Linked DNA regions of Mus musculus: region 2 is linked to region 1. Evidence: chromatin loops called from intact Hi-C (ENCODE). Cell type or tissue: heart. All regions are shown on one strand.

Region 1 (8,000 bases):
TCATATGCATAACCATATTGAGAGAAAAGAAGTGGTGATGGCAAATTAAAACAAGAGACTGGATATCAATGGGAAAATGGCTAGGGTCGTTTCCAAGGTATGTGTGTGGATCTTACTCCCAGTTCTCTATCAGAGCTTGAGGACAGTTATAAAGACAGCTCCCAGGCTGAGACTTTTGGAAGTGGGTGGTATGAACAGAAATGAGTATGTGAGGTTTTTTCCTGGTTGGAGAGATGTTTCTCCTATTTTTGCCAAGGCCATGTTGTGTGTATGAAAGATGAACTCCCTGTTCCTGGGACTGTGACAGGCACCAGGAAGCAGGAGAAACATGTGTGAGCCAATGCTTAGAAAACCAGACCAACTCTTGGAAGAAAGCCTCAGGATTTGGAATTAATCCTGTGTATAAAAATCATCCTTCTGGGGTTTTATATCAAGTCATTTGAATATCCTGAACCTAAGGCTTGGAGATACATATTGTAAAATGCTAGTCACATAGCCTTGAGTGCTCATTTGGATCAAGTCTTGCGATGTTGTCATAAAGCCAATAATAAAATCACACAGGATGTGCTGCCTGCTTCCTTAATGCAAAGGGAAGTGCCACAGTCTCCTGTTGTGAGACTATTCCTAAATCTTACCTTACTCTAATGGAATGTGTCTTTGCAAATGCTGAACAAAAATACAATACGTATGTGCATGGGATATGCAAGTAGGGAGGGTATAGCTAACCACTGACCTGTTCTACATTAAGAATATAGAAGATACTGAGTAAATAATAAATAATACTGTCCTCCCTTTACAAAAAGTGTTGATCTGCCCATCTTTTAAAAATTGATTTTAAGATGGAGATTGACTACATCCCCTTGAGTATAAGACCCATGTAGGTTCTCCCCATCAGCTGATTCCTCCGACTGTTCTCATTTTCCCAGAAGTATAAGACAGACTGTGCTCTCCTGTTTATAACTGATTCTTAGAGAGATACATGACTTAATGTACATATTTCTGTCTCCTGTTGCATCTAAAGTATAGTTTAAGAATGTGGGCCTCTGATGTTAAATTCTGTCATCTACCACTGTATAATCTTATAAGTAACTTTGAAAAGTTCATGCAGGAAGAGTATAAAAAAACTTTAAAAACTTTGAAAATGTTTAATTACCTTCTCATAAATATTAAATATCTTAAAGGAAATGTCTAGCTTCATTTAAGCATTACATACTTCATGTGATACCTTGTTAGCACACACAAGTTTATGTTCTTATTTATTATTAAACAACAAATCTAATTGAAATGAAATAAATAAAAAGGGACAAAAGAGTGGTCTATTTAAACCTAATTATTCACTTAGGTGAATTTTTAACTGTATTCACTTAGGATTTTGTTAATGTTATCAGTATCCCCACGTGTGGGTATTTTATGAACTCATACAAATGCCTCTGCCATCTCCTGTAAGTATAAAATGTTATGTAGAAACAACATTTGTTGTAATAAAAAATGAGCTTGTGTTTCAGTTTCTTCACAGTTTCCTTTCAAATACTCAAGTTAACACATAGACAGCTTTTAGTTCTTAGTAAATGTGAATCTGCAGCAAGTGTTAGCTGTTAGATACTTGAGAAGATGCATGGAAAGGGAAAGGATTGTGAGAGAGAAGAAAACTCATTTGTTAAGCCCCTATTCAAGCTCTACAAAGAACCAGCATTTATTCAAGAGCCCATGCCTCCTCGCGCACACACACACACACACACACACACACACACACAAAGGGAGAGGGGGGAAGGAATAGAGAAGGGGAGGAAGGGAGGGAGAGGGAACCTGTGTAACAAATGGCTTAACACATAATGTTACTAGGATTAGTAAGAAAGTTGATCTGCTTTTCTCTCTCTACCCTGAGCACCATTAAAAGGCGTAGGTAAGTCAAGAAGGAGAAATTCAAGGAAAGATAATAAATCAAGTCCTAGACAAAAGACCACCTAAGAGTATTCTTCTTCAATTCAGTCTGATCTCGCTTGTGTGAACTAACAAATACATGGAGAAATAAGAGTTTTGCTCCCTGAAATTAAGTCAAGAGTTTCAGTCACAAAAATCTCTCATCCCTTGATAATCGCCTTGATTATCTATCTATCTATCTATCTATCTATCTATCTATCTATCTATCTATCTATATTTTGCATAGGACAAAAGACAAAAGCATGTGTAAAAAGATAGGACATACATTAGGAAGTGAAAGCAGGTCTTGATAAAATAATTGATGCCTGAAACGATGATGTGGGGATCATCTTGGGAAGATTTCTGCTCAGATGACCTACTGCATGTGTCTAGAGGAAAGGTCTCTTGTCACTTCTATAACATAATATTCATTTCATTCTGAAATATAATATTGGATCACAAAACAGTAAAATCATTATGTTTGCCAATAACTAAAACTACATGTTGAGTCTTTCTAAACTTAAATATGCATGCAATTTTCCAAGAAGACTCCTATTGAAAGGCACATTATGATGCTCAAAAGTCTGATGCTCTAAATTTCCAACAAGCTCAGAGACTGTTGAACCATCTTGTTGACTAAGAATATAATGGTTTCACTTGACACAATTTAATGTCATCGATTGTTTTTAATTTCTGTGAACCAGCAACCTCGTATGTTTTAAAATTCAAAATTTGGAGCTAGAGAGGTCGCTCAGTGATAAAGTACTGACAGCTCTTCTGGAGGACCAAGATTCAACTCATTGCACCAGTGTGGAAACTTAGAACTGTTTCTAAGGTCAGTTCCAGAGTATCCATGTCCCTAAGCACTAGGCACTAGGCCTGCATGTGGCTTATAGACATACATGCAAATAAAACACATATATACACATAATAAATTAGTTAACATTCTAAAGTACATGTCTTCCCTATTTTTAACAGAGAAGAAAAAACACCAAGGGATATTCCTTAAAAATTTCAAGTTCTACTTAGCATATTTTCATGACATTATCCTGATACAGATTTTAGGATCAGTATACATTAACCTTGGCATGAAAATTTCTATCGAAAGGAGATGAAGTTAATTAATGCTTTCTATTCTCACTTATCCATCTCCTGTTTTTCTGATATCATCTAAAGTGCTTATGAGATGACATAGAACAATTAGTAAGGAGCTACTGGCCTGTAGGACTCTGAGGATAGATATATTTGTTCTTTGTTGTTAGAGATCAATAGTAAATATATAAAGATTAGCAGAGTACATGTAAAGTATAAAAAGAATTCCTTAGCAGGCTCTCTGTTGGTAATCTAACCTTGCTCAGATATTTGCATAAGCATAAGACCTCTCTGATGTATAACAAGAACCAATTCTACCAAACCAATTGTTTCCAAAGGCAGCTATATGGAGACTGTAGATGAGAGAGACTCTGCCTAGTTAAGTGTATTGATTGATACCAGATCATTTTCACAGAGGTGTATGCTAGTAATATGGTGACTATAAGATATTTAAATTGAGTTCTTGTTCATCCTGACTGACCATTAGAAACGAGGACAAAAGGAAAAAAGAAAAAGAAGAAAAAAACCTACAAAAGATGCTCCAAACAGTAGGAATGAGGCCTGGCTTTCCCTGAGAAATCTTTGTAAGGAAGGAAACATGCCTCTGTGTTGAGCACAGGACCCTGAATACAATCAGGACCAGCTGCTGGCTGAATTCTCCTTCACTCCACCCTTGGAATCTGGCCAGACCCAGGCTTCAAAGTACATGGAAGTGAAAGTTCATGTCAGCTTTATCAACAAACATGAGTGTGGCCAAGTAATGCTGAATTACTCTTATGTAAACAAGGTTTATCTGTTATTTCCCTTTGAAAATAACTATTGTGTTTTTTTGAATAAAATATTGTTACTATTAGGGGTTCCTATTTTTTTTCATTCAATTTCTTCTTTGAGAGTCTGCTTTTGAAAACTCCTAAGATTCAAAAATATCTAGCTCAGTGCTTCTCAACGTTCCTAATGCTGCGACCCTTTAATGCAGTTCGTTGTGTTGTGGTAACCCCCAGCCCTAAAATTATTTTTGTAGCTAGTTCATAACTAATTTTGCTACTGTTGTGAATTATAATGTAAATGTCTATGTTTCTTGTCTTAGGTGATTTCCATAAAAGGGTCGTTTGCCCCACCCCCAAGGGGTCTCAACCCACAGGCTGAGAACCACTGATCCAGTGTTTTGTCTATGAAAAAGTACACAAAAGCAAAGAAGGTGAATCTTCATTGTTAAATATTCATGAACAGCAGTGCAAGAATTTCTCCCAGCAAGATTTTGCGGAAAGGACCTGATATAGCTGTCTCTTGTGAGGCTATGCCAGTGACTGGCAAATACAGAAGTGGATAATCACAGTCATCTATAGGATGGAACACAGGGTGCCCAGTGGATGAGCAAGAGAAAGTACCCAAAGCTGAAGGGGTCTGTAACCCTATAGGAGGAACAACAATATGAACTAACCAGTATCCCCAGCGCTTGTGTCTCTAGCTGCATATGTAGCAGAAGGTGGCCTAGTCAGCCATCATTGGGAAGAGAGGCCCCTAGGTCTTGCAAACTTTATATGCCCCAGTACAGGGGAAAGCCAGGGCCAAGAAGCAGGAGTGGGTGGGTAGGGGAGCAGGGTGGGGGGAGGGTACAAGGGACTTTTGGGATAACATTTGAAATATAAATGAAGAAAATATCTAATAAAAAAAAAGAATTTCTCCCTCTTCAAACTTCAATTTCTATAGGCATACAAGTACCTAAAAGACACTCCCTAGAACGTAATAAGGATTGAGAAAAAACATTAACTTTGTTAAAGTTTTCTTGGTCACTGGTCCTATGTATGTGATGCTCCATCAACTAGAAATAAGCTACCATGTTCTTAGTCATGTATGACAGCATTTAGAGAACTGTGGCACACTGAAAAAGAAGAGTGCCATTCACACAGAGAATTCTGTACATGCAGGAAACACAAGACATGCATTCTATAAGTGTCTATTCACACATAATGCAACTCACAGTGTTTGACTAGGGATACACAAAATTATGTTTTCAGGTTGCTTAGAGACTATAAACCAGGTTTCCAAACTATCTTCCGGGGAGCCTGAATACTTCCTCAGAGGTTAGGGATTAGGGGTACAGGTTCAGATATCAGACTCTACCTCAGCTTCCCTTCCCTAAAGAGCATTTTAATTCTAATCATGTAAACTTCCTGCTTTTCTAGGAACAAATATTGTAGCTAAAATAAACATTGCTTTAAAGAATCATAAGATAAATAATCCCCAAACTAAACCTGTATTACTCCTCTAACAAACAAACAAACAAACAAACAAACACAATCTACCAGTGAATAGCTCTCTTTTGTTTTTCTCCAACTCTGTGGCTATTATTTTGGAGAGTATATTAAGTTATCAATTTGTGTGTTAAATTCATGTCCACATTGACTTCCAGTGGTCCCTTAGGACTTTGATTCCATTAGAAAATCACTGGCTGATATCTTCTGTCATATGAAAAGTTTTTATAAAAATGTATTTTGTCCATTTGGTATGTGTGTAAGTGTGTGTGGGGCATAGGTGTGTGTGTGTGTGTGTGTGTGTATGTACTAATTTTTTTTGTTGAACCATGCTACTGAGTCATCATACTATTCATTCAACAGCTTCACATATCCAGAAAATCACTCAAGAACAAGAATGACCACATGGAATTATTTTCCCTGGCTGTGCAAAGATCTCTACCATGTGCTTAGAAGGCTCCTTTAAAGTGCCATTATGTTTTCAACTACATTTGCTGATTTCTGCACAACAGCTTTTGTGTATTTGCTGGCAGCATAACTTCACATTTAAAGACATAGTTACCAGATAAACAAATCAAATTACAGTGACACTTCATTAAGTGCAAGAATGTGGGAAGACCATTTAATAAATATGTATACAGCAGACGGCCCAATACTCTTATGGCCTATTAAAATATATAGAAACTTGAAATTCTATTTTTAGGGGTATTAATGCTACAAGGAACAATTTTACACATGGAATTGTTAGTCCGATTACATTTCAAGTCAATGTGCATTTGGACTGATTTTCAATGCAATTGCTAGAAATGAAACAGAACAATACTATTTCAATCTAGCAAATAATCTATAAACACTTGGGGAGAGAGATAAATCATTTTCCTTTCTAAAATAAATGCAGAAAAACTATCATTTTCTCCCTTCTTTCTCTTCCTTCTGTTTACATCAGATTACGACTCTACAGACCATTCTGGCTAGAATAAGTGAATTAAGCTAGTTATTTTATGGTAATAGTAGACACAGAAGAAATCCAAAGAATATTAGGTCGTAATTCAAAGATCTTTACTCCACCCAACTGGAAAATCTAAAAGAAATGGATAGTTTTCCTGGTAGATACCACTTAACAAAATTACAATAAAATAAAATAAACAGTTTTTCAAGATGAATTAATTTATTTAAATCATATATTAAAAACATAAATAGATAAGTAAATTATCTGAATAAACCCATGGGAGATACATTTGGGGAACTATCCAAAGAGACTAATGGTCTTAAGATTCAAGCTTTATAAGAATGTAAATGTCCAATTATTAGTAAATGTCCAATTTACTAATAAAGTTCTTCACAAGGATCCCTATGAATGATTATTCTTCCAAAATAAAGAACTAAAATTTAAGTTGTGCAAGTAACACTACTGAAGCATAACCTGTATACTTCTCTAAACTACTACTTGTTAAAAGGGGGAAATACAAGATATTTTAGTACAGGCATTACCTTTCAATCTTCCTATTTCTTAATACTACAATTATGCAAGAATTCTAAATACTGCCCTAATTCCTCTGTATTTCCTTTAATGACAAAAAGAACAGATTATACTTGAAACTCACTAAAAATGAGTAAGAAACTTGGGTACAAAAAGAAATGTGTAATTTATCATAGTGAACCAGAGGATAAGCTTCAATACAAGTTGATGGATAAATTTCAGAAAATCATATTCCAACTGCTTCTGGTGTGATCTCTCATTCTATGGACCAAGCTCTTCAATATCCATCTTGCCAACTAATGAAATAAAGAAAATTCTAACTAAGTTGTACAAAACGTTTGCCTATGTCTGTCAAACATGATCTTGGAAACCTAATAAGAATCAGGTAAACAATTAAAATAGACCTATAACTCCTAGTTAAATAAAAGGAGTCAAACCAAACCAAAAAAAAAAAAAAAAAAAAAAAACAACAACAACAACAAAAAAAAACAAAACAAAAAAAAACAAAACAAAACAAAACAAAACAAAAAAAACAAAAAAACAAAAAAACCCCACAGGACCAGAAAGTTTTAACTTTGAATTTTACCAGATTTTCAAAAAAGAGTTAGTGTCAATACTCTTCAAATTATTCCAAAAATAGAAGCAAGATGAACATTGCTCAATTCATTTTATGAAGCCACAGTTACATTGATACCCAAACCTCAGAAAGTCTCAACAAAGAAACATAATTACAAAACAGGTTTTGTTATAAACATGCATGCAAATGTCTCTAATAAAATACTTGCAAACACTATCTCAAAATATAATAAAAAATCATCCATTATAATCAAGAAGGCTCCATCCCAGAGATGTATGAATGGTTCTATATATGAAAATCAGTAAACATAATCCATCTTATAAACAAACTGAGAGGAAAGACACATAATCATCTTATTAGATGCCAAAAGTCTTTGAAAAATGCAAAATATCTTTATGATAAAAGTCATGAAGAGATTGTAGATCCTAGGGATATAACTAAATATAATAAATTCAATTTAAAGCAATTCAAAATCAAATAAGTGGATAGAAAATCAAAACAATTCCATTAACATTATGAAGAAGCCAAGGTTGTCCACTTATTCTATACTATTTAATATACCTGAAGTTTTAGCTAGAGAAATAAGACAATTGAAAGAGATCAAAGGAAAACAAATAAGTCAATGTATCATTATTTTCCAATGACATGATAATATGTATAACTGACCCTCAAAATT
Region 2 (8,000 bases), 100 kb before region 1:
GGATTGCAAAAAGAATCACTTACAAGCATCCTGAAGGAATAGCTGAATAAAGTTAGGGTATTTAATTTCTATTTGTATTTATTTCAGGTTCTGAGCTACTTTCATAACAGAGTATGGGTGGCATAACACAACAAGATTATGAGGAACTCTAAAAGTGCCAACATACTGACAATGCATTTATTAACATAAATTTTTCAAAATATTAATGTAAAAATAGATTTCTTTACAAGATTCTAATGCTTTTATTATGTCTTGAAATTATTAGTTTTCTTTTTTATTTTTTATTAGATATTTTCTTTATTTTACATTTCAAATGTTATCCCCTTTCCTAGTTTCCCCTCCGAAAATCCCCTATCCCCTCCCCCTCACCCTGCTCACCAACCCACTCACTCCTGCTTCCTGGCCCTGGCATTCCCCTGTATTGGGGCATAGAACTTTCACAGGACCAAAGGCCTCTCCTCTCTTGATGACTGAGTAGGTCATCCTCTGCTACATATGCAGCTAGTCATGAGTCCCACCATGTGTTTTCTTTGATTGGTGGTTTAGTCCCAGAGAGCTCTGGGGGTACTGGTTAGATCATATTGTTGTTCCTTCTATGGGGCTCCAAACCCCTTTTAGCTACCAGATGATCCAGCAATACCACTCCTTGGAATATACCCTGAAGATGCTCCAACATGAAATAAGGACACATGATCCACTATGTTCATAGCAGCCTTATTTATAGTAGCCAGAAGCTGGAAAGAACCCAGTTGTCCTTCAACAGAGGAATGGATACAGAAAATGTGGTACATTTACACAGTGGAATACTGAATAGATATTAAAAACAATGAATTTATGAAATTTTTAGACAAATGGATGGATCCGGAGGATATCATCCTAAGTGAGTTAACCCAATCACAAAAGAACACAGATGAAATTATTAGTTCTCTAGTGGGCGTTTACTATTGAAAGCTCATAACACAGTCAAATGAGAAAGGCTTTAAACTATGTAGTAAAAGTGGACTGAATAAATACAAATATACTAGGAAACAAAAATATAGCAAGCAAGGGACTTAACTTTATTCATATATTGTAATAGAATATACAAGGACTGATTATTTTAGAGTCTCGGGAAGGCAGTTTTTGCTTTAGCATTAAGTAAATGTGATAAACAACAAATATGATAAACAGGAATCATTTGGTAGATAAGGGTTTGCGTCATTCAATCAGGTAAAAGGACTTCTGGTATAGTCAGTGTCATGAAGGAAGTATTTCAGCTAGTCATTTGTGAGCTAAAGACTGGAACTTCTGATCTTTTCTAGAATACAATATGCCGATGTGGCTTTATAGGCAAATTCTACCAGAAGTAGAATACATTGTTCTTCCATTAAGAAGTGTGAAGCCCAGGCTGGCCTTGAACTTGTGATCCTCTTGCTTCTACCTCCTTCAGCAAATCCTACTGGCATGTGCCACCACAACCGGCTTAATCTATAATTTTCGTCATCATGTCTCATACTACATTTTATTCTTCTAGAAAACTTCTGATTTTTTTCTAAACATAGAGAAGATCCACTTACCTTAGACTCAGCTGAATGCAAGATTGTAGCTCTTGTAGAGACTTGTGGAAAGTTGTTATAAAATGACCAGTCCCATATTCTTCAACTCCTTCTGCCTTCTCATTGAACAATGACTTATGTGAGGACAGCATTATCTCATAAAATTTATGTTTACCATCTACATTTCTTCATGCATGATAATTCTGGACAATAAGGAAATTAAATTAATTAAATATACACATCTGTTATTCAAGAACTCCTTGCTCATCTCATGAAAATCAAAATTGTCCTCATTTACATTAATAAAAATCTAGAAATGGAAAAAAAAGAGGTCTGAAAGCTGTTCCTGAACATAAGCTCAAAACCAGGCAGCCCAAGGTCCTGAGGTAGGAACAACCCCCTTCACTAACTGAAGTAAAGTAATCTTCTCTGACTAATGGCCAGAAACAAACGTCAAGTCTTCACCATGTTGCGAGCATATTCTCCTACATTCACTGAAGATAGACTGGGCAGGTCAGACACCAATAGTGAAAAATGCTAGAACTGATCTAGGCACTAGGTAAAATAAATAAATAAATAAATAAATAAATAAATAAATAAATAAATAATTTTTTAAATGAGAAAAAAAAAAGCTTGTCCTGTATAAATCAAGAGGTCACTTATAAAGTTTAAGAAAATCGAAAGAGGCGCTTGTTAGTGAGTGTTATTGGAGTAATATAGAAAAGCATGTGTCTTTACACTGAGAAACTTCTGAAGACACAGGAGCGGGTGGATTCTAAAACACAAATGGCCATGGATTTGCTTGATTACTGTCTTTGTGAAGAACACAGATCTCAGGTAAAATGAAACACCGCCACGGCCATCTCCAGCAAGGTCATGCTAGAAAAAAAATCTACTAGTGGATTTTCTTCTACTGCTCTTTTGAAATTAGCGGTGTGATTATGTTAATGTCCTTTATTTTCTAGTACAAAAAATCTTATGCTCTCATGCCATATGTTAAAAACTTTTTTTAAAAAAATCAATAATATCCTCATACTAACAACAACAACAACAAAAGACTTGCAATGAAAATCAACCTCACCTCTACTAATTAAGGTCATAGTTGCTGTTCTCATTACCTTGAGAACAAATGGTTCAGGATGACAGAATGTCACAACTTACAAGAAAGACAAAAATCTCAGCAGAATAATCTGTAGCCTAATTTAAAGACTTATCTCTGGACTCTCTTCAGAGATTAAAATTTGTGTCCTCCAGCCTTTACAAAACTATCATATTGTTACTAGACATTCCACCCTGGCTCTTGACAATAACCATTGCTGAAAGAGAATATATGTACAAATATATAAATATGGTTTATTTCATATATATGTATATATGTATATATAAATAAATGCATAGAAAAATGAATTTGTTTACAGCATTAACCAAAATACGGGAGAGAGAATTTGTCAAACCATCTCTATCCTGCCCATAGTAGGATCATAACTCAAACAAAAGATGAGAGAAATGAGACTGAACATTTAGATGTAGGCTTCTCATTACTGAGAGATTGTTTCTTTCCTGGTATCTGCTTTTGATGTAGCAATTAGTTTCTCCATCCATGCTCCCAATAGACACTGGTTTCCAGACCCTTCATCCTTGGGTGCCTGCAACAGTACATTCAGGAGGCTCCAGAACTCTGCATTCTGGATCCTACCATGTTCTCAGAATGAAAGTCACAGGAAATCCTGCCATGCTTTTGCCAGGTGGAGAGGAAAAGCAGAGCTTTTAAACATGCAGGAACCCCAGTGCTTCCTAACAAAGGTCCATCCTCAAGGGAACCTCTTTCACCAGTGCTCGAATTCCTTGGGCTTTTCTCAGAAACTGAAGGACCTTAGGAATGGAAAATGCTCAGCCCCAGCTTCCTCCAAACTTTTAGTGCGACCAGAGCAAGGAACGGCTGAAAAAGTCCCTGCAAAGCTCACAGACAAGGGAATAACTAACTAATATATGAATCCCATGATCATGATGAGAATTTATTCAGATCAGAAATGTGTTCCATAAATTACAGGAATAAAGCAAAAGAATACAGTGAAGTTAAGATAAAATATTTTATTTTTAAAAATTATTTATTTTACATGAACATTCTCTCTCTCTCTCTCTCTCTCTCTCTCTCTTTCTCTTTCTCTCTCTCTCTCTCTCTGTGTGTGTGTGTGTGTGTGTATTCGGGAAAGATTTTTACCAACTACACATGGGCTAAGCATCTAATGTCCAAATTAAATGCTCAAGGAACATGTATAAAAATATTCAACATCCTTAGCCATCAGGGTTTTACAAACCAAAACCACTTTGGAATTTCATCTTATACCCTTGATATTGGCTAAAATCAAGAAAAGAATTGACAACTTGTGCTAATGATGATGGGAAGTATGGAAACATTCGTCCATTGATTTTGGGAGTGACTACTTGTACAAATGCTATAGGAATCATTATGATGGTTTCTGAGGAAGACAGGAATTGACATTCCTAAAGATAGGTATACATTGCTGTAACTCTTAAACATATACCCAAAGGATGCTTCACCCTACCACAGAGACACTTGCTCAACAATGTTCTTTGCTGCTCTGTTCATAGGAGTCAAAAACAATATAGATTTCCCTCAACAAAAGAGTAGATAAATAAAATGGGGTATATTTACATAATGGAACATACTCATCTGTTCAGATATTGAAATCATGAGATTCACAGGTATACAATGGAACTAGGGAAAAATAATCCTGAGTAAAGTAACTGAGAAACAGAAAAATTAAAATGGTATTTATACTGGATAGTTTTATGTAAACTTGACACAAGTTAAATTTGTCTGTGAGGCAGGAGCTATAATTAAGAGAATGCCTCCATGAGATTGTGTTGTAGGCAAGACTGTGGGACATTTTCTCAATTTCTGATTGATAGGGGAGGTATCTATCCATTATGGATGGTACCAGCCCTGGGTTGGTGGTTTTTGGTTCTATAAGAAAGCAGGATTATCAGGCCATTAAAAGCAAGCCAGTGAGTAGCACCCCTCAGTGGATTCTTTGTCAACTCCTGCCTGTAATTCCTGCCATTTGAGTCTTTGTTCTGACTTTCTTCAAGTAGGAACAGTGATATGGAAGTGCAAGCCAAATAAACCATTTCCTTGTTAAGTTGCTTTGGTCATAGTGTTTCATCACACCAATAGAAGCTGTAACTAAGACAAAATGAAACCAAAAATGAGGTATTGATGTGCCTGGCCTGATTATGTGGGCTGGGGTTGTTGTTGCTTTGTTTTGTTTTGTTTTGTTTTGATTTGATTTTCTGTTTGTTTGTTTGTTTGTTGAGGATTATGGAAACCTTCAACTAGAAAAGCCAAAGTGCTGAGACTTCAGTGGGCTGTTCTTCAAGCCATTGAAAGATAAGGATATTGAGAATAGTGCTAATGATGGAGGCCTTACTTGTGAAATATCAGAGAGAGTTTAAAGACTCTGTCCAAGCCATTTGTTATTCTGAATTCAATTAGCTGGGATAACAGAAATACTAAAATGAATCCTTTGCTTTGTTGGGGTATTTGATGCTGGTCAGCTGGTGATAAATTGACAGTGATTAAGAGGAGATTTAGCAATGTTGAAGGGAAATCTTCTGGGAAATGTTTCCTGAGAGTCAGCATACAGGAGGTCTATTCTAGTTGTGGCCAAGGTTGTACCTTGTGCTGTTAGGTGAACTTGGTAGTGTTAAGTTCACCCAGGAGGTGCTATTTTTGAGAGGCTAAGAGCAGGTGAAACTGTGTGGCAGGCATGGAATCCCTGAAGAAAGTCCAGGAAAAGCTATTAGTAAAAATGCAACCTGACAGTAGGAGAAGATTCCAGCATTTTGAAAATGCCAGTACCCTGAGAAGAGCACCAAGAACAGTAGCAGCAGTGAAGCTGAGAGATGTGGAATGCAGACCATAACCTGTGTGTGCTCCAGACAGTGAAGACAAAATAGTGACCAAAGCCCTTTGAAGGAACCCAGAAGATTCTGAGTAGAACCAGACACTGAACACTGAATTATTTATACTATTGGAAGTTTGGTTTTGCTTTGATCCAGTTGTTGCTATCCCCTGGATATTCCATCTAGAAGACAGAAAATATTTATTTCAATTTCGAGGTCTTATAAGATTTTGGATTCTTTTTATTTTTTTCTCCCATTAATGAGCAACATTTAAAATTTTCAGCAAACATGTTGTCCCCAGATAAAATATTTTTAAATTAAAAGAAAGAGGAAGAGGTGTGTTGGGGATTTAGCTAAGTGGTAGAGTGCTTGCTTAGCAAGTACAAGGCACTGAGTTCGATCCTCAGCCCCATAATATAATTAATAAAAATATATTTAATTAATAAAATATAATTAATAAATATATCTAAATTTATATCTAATAATTAATAAAATATCTAATTTTATTAGATATTTATGTACATTTCAAATGTCCCCTTCCCTGGTTTCCCCTCTGAAATACCCCTATCCTCTCCCCCTCCCCCTTCTCACTAACCCACCCACACCTGCTTCCTGACCCTGGCATTACCCTACACTGGGGCATAGAGTCGTCACAGGACTAAGGGCCTCTCCTCCTATTGATGACCAACTAGGCCATCCTCTGCTACATATGCAGCTGGAGCCATGAGTCCCACCACGTGTACTCTTTGGTTAGTGATTTAGTCCCTGGGAGCTCTGGGAGGGGGCGGGTACTGGTTAGTTCATATTGTTATTCCTCCTATGGGGCTGCAAACCCCTTCAGCTCCTTGGGTCCTTTATCTAGCTCCTTCATAAGGGATCCTGTGCTCAGTCCAATGGTAGGCTTTGAGGATCCACGTCTGTATTTGTTGGGCACTGGAGAAGCCTCTCCAGAAATAGTTATAACAGGCTTCTGTCAGTAAGAACTTGTTGGCATTTACAATAGTGTCTAGGTTTGGTGGTTGTATATGGGTGGATCCCCAGGTAGGGCAGTCTCTGGATGGTCATGCCTTCAGTCTCTGCTCCATACTTTGTCTCTATAACTCCTTCCATGGGTATTTTGTTCCCCCTTATAAGAAGGATTGAGGTATCCATAATTTGGTCTTCCTTCTTCTTGAGTTTCATGTGGTTTGTCAATTGTTTCAATAGGATATTCTGAGCTTCTGGGCTAATATCCACTTATCAGTGAGTGCATACCATGTGTGTTCTTTTGTTACCTCACTCAGGATGATGTTTGCTAGTTCCATCCATTTGTGTACCACATTTTCTGTATCCATTCCTCTGTTGAGGGCCATCTGGGTTCTTTCCAGTTTCTGGCCATTGTAAATAAGGCTGCAATGAGCATAGGGGAGCATGTGTCTTTACTACATGTTGGAGCATCTTCTGGGTATATGACCAGGAGTGGTATAGCTGGGTCCTCAGGTAGTACTATGTCCAATTTTCTAAGGAACAGCCAAACTGATTTTCAGAGTGGTTGTACTAGCTTGCAATCCCACCAGCAAAGGAGGAGTGTTTCTCTTTCTCCACATCCTCGCCAGCATCTGCTGCCACCTGAAATTTTGATCTTAGCTATTCTGACTGGTGTGAGGTAGAAACTCAGGGTAATTTTGATTTGCATTTCCCTGATGACTAAAGATGTTGAACATTTCTTTAGGTGTTTCTCAGCCATTTGGTATTCCTCAGTTGAGAATTCTTTGTTTAGCTCTGTACCCCTTTTTAAAATAGAGTTATTTGGTTCTTTGGAGTCTGTCTAACTTCTTGAGTCCTTTGTACATATTGGATATTAGCCCTCTATGGGATGTAGGATTCTTAAAGATCTTTTCCCAATCTGTTGGTTGCCTTTTTTGTCTTATTGACAGTGGTCTTAGTTTTATCTTCTACTTTTATCTCTTTTTTATTAGATATTTTCTTTATTTGCATTTCAAATGTTATCCCCTTTCCTAATTTCCCCTCCCAAAAACCCCCTATACCCTTTGCCCCCCTCCACAATCCACCCACTCCTGTTTCCTGGCCCTGGCATTCCCCTTTATTTGGGCATAAAACCTTCATGGGACTAAGGGCCTCTCCTCCTATTGATGACTGACTAGGCCATCCTCTGCTACATATGCAGCTAGAGCCACAAGTCCCACCATGTGTTTTCTTTGATTGGTGGTTTAGTCCCAAGGAGCTCTGGGGGTACTGGTTAGTTCATATTGTTGTTCCTCCTATCGGGCTGCAAACCCGGGCTGCTCCTTGGATACTTTCTCTAGCTCCTTCATTGAAGACGGTGTGCTCAGTCCTATGGATGACTGTAATCCTCCACTTCTATATTTGCCAGGCACTGGCAGAGCCTCTCAGGAGACAGCTATATCAGGTTCCTGTCAGCAAGCTCTTGTTGGCAATAGTGTCTGGGTTTGGTAGTTGTTTATGGGATGAATCGCCAGGTAGGGTAGTCTCTGGATGGTCATTCCTCTTAAGAAGTTTGTGCCCTTATTCTTTTAT

Evidence for each region. A loop is a pair of places that touch in the nucleus more often than their neighbours do. Peaks named below come from ENCODE experiments on the same cell type or tissue, not always from the same donor. Only the 100,000 strongest peaks of a DNase experiment are listed, where the experiment ranks them.
Region 2: a loop joins it to region 1, with 3 times the contacts of the local background. A loop is called at or near these places in 2 of 42 quality-filtered maps.

Annotation. Positions count from the first base shown.
Region 1 is chr12:36,941,849-36,949,848 of GRCm38, reverse strand. No RefSeq gene overlaps it. Among named protein-coding and RNA genes, the nearest start is that of Gm40394, 63 kb to the right of the region's middle. In heart, no CTCF peak of the experiment used is centred here; DNase peaks (open chromatin) are centred at 408 and 3,688.
Region 2 is chr12:37,042,679-37,050,678 of GRCm38, reverse strand. No RefSeq gene overlaps it. Among named protein-coding and RNA genes, the nearest start is that of Gm29007, 60 kb to the left of the region's middle. In heart, no CTCF peak of the experiment used is centred here; a DNase peak (open chromatin) is centred at 3,308.